2 separate regions of the Homo sapiens genome follow, and region 1 is linked to region 2. Evidence: chromatin contacts called from ENCODE Hi-C or POLR2A ChIA-PET data. All regions are on one chromosome and are shown on one strand. Each heading gives the region's core, a stretch centred on a gene start or an enhancer-like site at or near the end of the contact. The rest is flanking DNA. Distances are from core to core; before and after follow the strand shown.

Region 1 (3,556 bases), core at 751-3,250, 54 kb after region 2:
ATGCTCCTTCAATGTGATAAAGATGCTCTTGGCTTAAAGTAAATAAAGATTATAATTAATTGGCAAACATTGAAAATCAGAAACAAACACAAAGAATGTCCTTTAGTATGATTATCACTGTTTCTGGTTTTTGTTTGTTTGTTTTTTGGGGTTTTTTTGAGACAGAGTCTCGCTGTGTCGCCCTGGCTGGAGTGCAGTGGCACAATCTCGGCTCACTGCAACCTCTGTCTTCCAGGCTCAAGCGATTCTCGTGCCTCAGCCTCCCGAGTAGCTGGGACTATCAGCTAGCATCATTATCACTTTAGATTCTCTGGTTAATGCAGTAGGTTATAAACACAAAAGGAATAAATTTTTGTGAACTAAGGTACTAAAGTACATGAAAATCACACAAGTATAAATCTGAAAAAGTCAAAAGAATTAACTAAAAGCTTTCTTTATTTTAAAAAAGAGTCATAAAGTGGCTTGGAATAAGATAAATACCTAAAAAGCAACAGTATTTCTATATACTGGCAGTAAACAGATAGATAATATAAAGCAAAAGAAAAGCTATTCAAATAGCGACAAATATAAAATATTTATAAACTCAATAAGAAATGTATTAAAAGTTTTAAAACCTTGATTGGGGGATATATTTTTAATAATTAAGAGGAAGAGTTATATTTTTATTAGATGGAAAAATTCAACATAAAGATGCCAAGGCTCCTCAAACTTACTGAAATAATTCTGTCTAAAGATCCAACGGGACGTTTCTTGAAGGTCATTAGAATGAACACTGACGAATTGCTAAGCTTAGTGCTTATCTTATTAAAAACATTCAAAACTATAAACAGGAAAACTAGCAAAATGCAAATGTTCTTAGGGATCAGCCTCGTCAGATATCAGAACCTATTGTAAAAACTGAAACTGTGTTTGATGTAAATATAAAAATATAAAGAAAAAGAAAATAATGAAATCCCCTGAAACAGACCCTGTTATATACATATGTGTCACATTTTATAGATGGCCTCATAGTTCACAAAGTTTTCCACTTGCATTATCTTTTATGCTTCAGAATCATGCTAGGAATCAAGTCGTATTATTACCCTCAGTCTTAGTTCTGAAGAAACTGACACTCAGAAGTGGCTTGACCAACATAATAAAACTAAGATAAACCCAGACTTGAACCTAGATTTTCTGACTTCTCTTACCAGGCATCTTTTCACTACATCAATCTCACAATACATTGGAGAATATACTTTTTTTAACCATACTGAAATTAGGGGAAAAAATGTTTCGACCTGCCCTTACACCATGTACTCCTGCTAACAATAAACAAACAAAATCCTGTAGTTGTTTGATGAAACATAGAGATATGACACTGAACTAGGGTCTGTGTCTGTGGTTGTCCCTCACTGAGTCCACTCACAAAGTACGAAGCTACAATGCTTCCTATTCACCTCCTCCCACCCCCACCCCCACCCTATCACCCCCATCCACCCCAGATGAATTACTTATTGTCACTAAGACGTAGCAGTGCCCAAAGTGAAATTGAAACTCTCCAGCAAATTACTGTTAAAAGAAAGTATAGTCAGTCTGTTTCTGGGGAGGGGTTGGATAATTAGAGAGCAACTAATTAGGAGCATACAGTTAAGAGTAAGGACAAACAGAAAGAAGAAAAGGAGTAAGCAACTCATACATAGTGCAGACCCACTATGTGGGAAAACCACTCATCTCTGACATTGTAGCAAAAAAGCAGCTGTCAACAATAAACATAAATGCTAGCCTTAGCTGAATGGGCACAGCTGTGTTCCAATAAAACTTTATTTCCATAACAGGCAGCAGGCAGACTATACATTGATGACTCCTGTACTAAGCAATTTAAGATAGTTTTTCCATTCAATTATCCTAAAAAAAAAACCCCTTTAGATAAGAAATCAGAGGTTACTCAACATGACCACCTGACATTAAGATGGATACAAGTATTTGCCTCAGTAAGTGGCAGAGCTGAAATCTGAACTCAGGTCTTGTGACTCCCAAGCTGGGAAGCTGGAAAGTGTGTAGTCTTCTGATAGGGCAGCCTCCTGTGACTCAGAGGTTTAACTGGATTTTATGGGTGTGAAGTCTCAGCAGGTAGAAGAGGCCTGAACAGGCTGCATCTAATGAACTAGACATGTGTTGCACTGAACCAGGCTGGGAGTACGTGGGTGATCTCTGTTGCAATCATTTAACAAAGTAGGGAGGTATAGACATGCCCATTCACCTCAGACACACCCCTCGCCTCCGAGACATCAAATCCGCTCCTCCTAACACACAGCAGGGTGCAGTTGTGGTCAGAAGTGAGTGGGAGAAGGAGGGTAGGCAGATGGGTGGCTGTTTATGGAAACCAGGAAATCCCAAAAAATAAAGTCATCTAGAGCAATTCAGGCAACTTCTTTGAGTCCAAGCTTTCCTTTCTGTGGAATAGAAATGTCTGTCCTCTTTCTTTTCTTTTTTTTTAGCAAGATGTCAGAATAATACAATAGGAAAAAAAAAAAAAACTCTGTGTAAAGTTCATTGGGCACCTCAGGGATACATGTCATTTGATGACATAGTCTCATTGTCACCTGACGCCCCATGACTTCAGCTGGCTCCAGAGTCTGCATGTAGCTTTCTGTGGGGAACTCTGCCATCTTTACATTTAACACATCTCTGCTGACAGACCAGCACTATTGAGCTGGTGCTTTGACAACCACGTCGACAAGAGACCAGGAGAGATGCCATGTAAAGGTGAAAGGACAGTGACTAAGGGGAGCAAATGAGCTTTTAAACGAGCCTGACACCATCCAGCTAGTTTTCATACTCCCTCCTGTGAAAAATCTTGACATATTGGTACATTGCTATGAGTTATTTATTTATATCGGTGTATAGTGGCCTAATATTATTTGCTCTTGCAGAGTGTTATCTAGGACTACAAACTTATTTTATTTTAAGCTCAATGACATTTCATCAACAGTTAACACAGCGTGAGTAGCTAAAAGTCACTTCAGGACAGTACATGAGGCCTCTCAGATGTTGTTGCTTTATTGCTTGACTGGATAGTTCTCTGGCTTTCTCTACTTTTGATGGTTTCTGTTTTTACCCAGCTTTGTCTGTTTTGAGCTGTATTTTTTCAGTCCATTATTACATATTATATTATTTATTTCACCACAAGATTTATTTATTATCTGCAGTAATGAAAACTAATTTGTTTCATTTGCCCATGTTAGCTATGCCTAAAAGGGAAAACAATTCTCTCTTGGTCATACAGAGAGGGGTAGAATGGAAAGGAGATGGGTACAGTCACTGAGGAGTCTCTAAGAGGATTCCATCCTGGAGAACCCCTGCTCTGGGCTTGGAGAACTGGGCTCAAACAAGGCAGGGTTCATGTCAAACCCCTGGCAAATTCTCTCAATTTGGGACTGAGTCTCTCATGGTGCCTAGACTTTGGTAATGCTTTCTGGAAACTCAGAAACTGTTGGTCCTAATCTCAATTCAGCTATTGACATTCTGGTCTTTTCTATTTAAAGCCACAAAATTGACTGTTTATTTTCTAGTCATA
Region 2 (3,848 bases), core at 1,064-3,563:
CTTTACAACAAGCATATATTACTTCTATAATCAACAAATAATAAAGCACTTTTATTTTAAGAATTAAAATTTTTTTGTTGCAAAAAATGCCAATCAACAATTCTGTACTACAAAATCCTGAAAAACCCAAGTTTTATGGACCTTTTCTCATTGATTCTCAAACAGAAGGGAGAAGTCTCATTATTGCTGTTTATAGATCGAAGTCACGCTTTCTAAACCTTGGCACTACTGGCATTTTTGGCTGGGTAATTCTTCGTTGTGGGGCATTGTCCCATGCACTATAAGATGTTTTGCAGCAGCTCTGACTCTTACTCACTAGAAGCCAGTAACACACACCCTTTCCCCAAGTTGTGACATCCAAAAATGTCTCTAAACATTGTCAAATGTCCCTGGTGTTCAGGGGGAGGAGGAGGGAGGAAATTGCCCAGTTGAAAACCACTGTTCTAAGAAAACTGGAGGGCTGGAATTAAAACTCACGTTTACCACTCATTGGGTGATTCGACCTCTCTGTGTTCCAGTTCCTCATCAACAGAATGACTATCTAACCTTACAGATATCTTTTGGTCCCGAAATCTAGAATTTTATGGGTTTGTAGAAAATCAACTGGGTTAAATAGAAAGTCTAGCGTCATGCAGAAAACCAAAAATACAGATAGAAATGTAGCTAGGTTTTCTGATTGCAATTTTGTACCTGTTCATTCACTTGTGTGGCAAATATTTATTGTCTATTATATCCCAGGCACCATGATAGGCACTGGGAAAGAGTAGTAAACCAAAAAATGAGATTCTTTCATGGAGCTTACCTTTGGCTGAGAAAAACAAACCAGAATCTTGTAGGGTTAATAAGTAAGAGTATTTTAGATGGTAGTAAGTGACATAAAGTAGGTAACATGTAATAGATAACTACTGGAACGGTATTGGGGGAAGTAAGTAACATAGGATAAGGTGGTCCAGGAAGCCCCCAGAGGAGTTGTTACTTGGACTAAGATCTGGGTGATAATGAGGACAGAGCCAAGCAAAGGTCAATGGGAAGAATGTCCCCATGACAGAGGGAATTGACGTGTATAAGCAGTGACATGGAAAAGAGCTTGGAACTGCATTCATGACAATACAATAGCAATATGTACATGGTTAGAGAGGTACCAAAAGAAATTGCGTCAATTTATATTATTAGTAGCATGGGGAAAATGCAAGTGGAAAAATAATCTCTGGTTTTTCCATAGGAGAGTGATTATAGTGGAAATTAGATCCAGAAAAAGCTCTCATATCATGGCCTTCATTCATAATGCAATTGAAAAATTGTGTTTGGGGAAATTCTGGAAACAAATGCCCCCAAAACTCATCAATGCCTTTCTATCATCATTTAGTACTAGGAGGGGGGTGCCAAGAAGATGTCTACTGAATTGCTAAAGCAATAAATTGAGGAGATAATCTTTTTCATGGTTGGTATGCTCAGGGGGAATAGGTCCAGCAGATAAAATGATAACTAGATTTAGTTGACAATTTGCTTTGAGTAAAATGTCGAGCTTGTAAATAATTTTAAAATAGCCTGTCATTCAATTGTGGTGTGTCCTTTAAGAAATTTTAATCGATGGAAAACACATTTCTCAAACACAGCTTCTAACCCCTGTGAAACCAGCTATTGGTTTAAACAAAAAGCTGTGACACAATCAGATCTGTGTGTGCAGTAGCTTACTAAGGAGAGTGAATTGAACTACAACCCCAGAATTTCATATTATAACAATATTCTGCAACCTAAGAATTAGCTATTGAGATGACATGTGATGTGGAAACACACAACTTGTTCAGCCCTTTTTGCTCAAGGGCACTGAGAAGCTGAGGTTTCCATCCACTCATCAGAAACAATCAACATACACATAAACTTTTGGCTGCAAATGGATTGTCTGTTTGGTATCTTTGCCAAAAGCTCAGCATTATAGAGAAAAAGAAAGTGAAAGGGAGAGAAAGGTGGAGGGAGAGGAAAGATATAGCAACTGTCTGAAATTAGGGTCTAGTGTCACCTTGAGAAGATGAACTCAAGAATAAAAATTCTACTACAGAATTTGGGGGTGGGGGAATCTCTCCTCACTCCCACAACTATCAGTAATCTAAGCTAAAATCCCTTTCTACAGTGACATCCATGTCAAAATGGGGAAGAATAGTGATCATTCTAAATGTAACATGAGCAATTTGTCGCCTTTTCCAGGCCCACTGCTTCCCCACTGTGGGTGCTGCAGAGGCAGTGGCTTTTCTTCCTCTTTCCCCTCTTCAACCCTGCCCAAGGCTGCACTGCTGGGGCACACAGCCTGGTGGCCTCCTCTGACTAAGCTGTTATTTTCCTGAAGAACTTTTTATCAAAGGAAACCAATCATTGTCCAGCCCCTGGTGTCAGGAGATGCAGCAGCAAAACCCCAAGGGCAATAGAAAGCTCTGGTTTTTTTAGGTTGAAACTCCTGGAGAAGATGTCTTGGGTTGTTTGTTTGTTTGTTTGTTTCTTGCTTGGATCTGGAGAACATTCTCTCTCTTTTTTTTCAACATTGACATGGATTATAAAGATATCATCCCAAATTGCTAGCATGGCAAATAAACCAATACAATTAGAGAATAAGGACACCTCCTGAGCATTTAACTGAGGCTGGCTAGGTGTTTATTTTTAATGAATTGATTGTCATCGATTATCAAAACATATATGTATTGATTTTATCCCTTATATCTTGGAGGCTAAATAATCTGCAAAGCTATTAATCCTGGATAGATTTAAAGATAATAGATAATGATGCATTATTCATAAATGTTGTACAGCAGGATATCCATTATACAACTGTTACTCTCTAGCAATATCACTTTCACATACATCTGTTATTATTTTATTTAAGCCAGATTGTCAGAAATTTTAGGAATGCTAATTTTTAACATTCAGCTTTATAACGAAATATCAATTCCTTTTTTTTCAGTCTAATGCAACCATGGAGACTGTATGAAGATGTTGCTTCCCTACCTGCACCTCTGGCCCGATTTACACATAAGCACACTCACAAAGATATGTCTACAGGCTGCATGGCTCTGTTATTGACTACTGAATGGTTTCCAGGCTGTCTTTGTCTCAAGGTCAATCAGACTCAAGTTCCACTTTTTTTTTTCCTCTTGTAGGAAGATTTCTTTATTGGTAAGCTGATTTAAATTCCTTTGCAGATATTGAACCAAATCTGCTCAGGCTGCAGCCTCCTGGGACCTTTCACTCTGGGCTAAATATAAATAAATACCCATATAGGACAGCTTTTGATGAAACATTAAAGATCACTCTGGTTATATGGCTTCTAGATTTTCTATTTTCTGTATGAAAAACCCATGGCGGTAAAAAGAACCTTCGCCACGGAAAGGAATAGATTTGTAAATTGCTGCCTATGGACCTCCTGGGACTTAATGGCACAGGGCAAAGAAGCAGCTGAGCTTGGCAAAGGAAGCAAGATAAATAAAATTAGCCACCAAATCAGCTCCTTTAAAAATACCAGCTGTCAACTCCCTCCAGCGTTTATGAATTTGGGGGCATGTTACTGTCACATTGTGTCTCACCCAGGACCAAGCAGCATTGCTCTTTTCAACTGGGAAAGGGTCCCTAACTCCCCTCACAGGGAAAGCTAATGCAAAAATTTGCCCTTTCTCTTTCACTCTGTCTCCCTTGTCATGTGTGCAAGGAAGAAACCAATCCAGGCCAACCAAGAGTTATTGCTATAATGATTATACTTGTCATTGTTTGTTCTTAAACTATTCACCAAGTAATCCCTTTAAAGGGTAGGGCTACTGGCTTTAGAAAGTAAATTTGCTAATGGAGATGAGAGATAAGGCTGG

What was found. Hi-C counts contacts between places; a loop is a spot of excess contacts on that map. ChIA-PET counts read pairs that join two places held with the same protein, here RNA polymerase II (POLR2A). Pooled maps may share reads with other maps.
Region 1: a map of Right ventricle myocardium superior shows a loop between it and region 2 (6-fold over the local background). The contact joins two enhancer-like sites. A Hi-C loop is called at or near these places in 4 of 168 maps with a recorded cell type or tissue (GM12878, Right ventricle myocardium superior, endothelial cell of umbilical vein and 1 more), 31 of 37 single-sample maps with no recorded cell type and 18 of 50 pooled maps. POLR2A ChIA-PET finds 5 or more read pairs at or near these places in 7 of 52 experiments (A549, GM12878, OCI-LY7 and 4 more).

What each region holds. Positions count from the first base shown.
Region 1 is chr2:207,335,836-207,339,391 of GRCh38, forward strand. The region is part of intron 1 of LOC105373851 (a long non-coding RNA gene); the gene reads left to right. Among named protein-coding and RNA genes, the nearest start is that of MIR1302-4, 68 kb to the left of the region's middle. Within about 2 kb of position 2,001, at least 4 of the 41 ENCODE cell types and tissues checked have a DNase peak (open chromatin) inside an H3K27ac peak, as active enhancers do.
Region 2 is chr2:207,281,263-207,285,110 of GRCh38, forward strand. No RefSeq gene overlaps it. Among named protein-coding and RNA genes, the nearest start is that of MIR1302-4, 14 kb to the left of the region's middle. Within about 2 kb of position 2,314, at least 6 of the 41 ENCODE cell types and tissues checked have a DNase peak (open chromatin) inside an H3K27ac peak, as active enhancers do.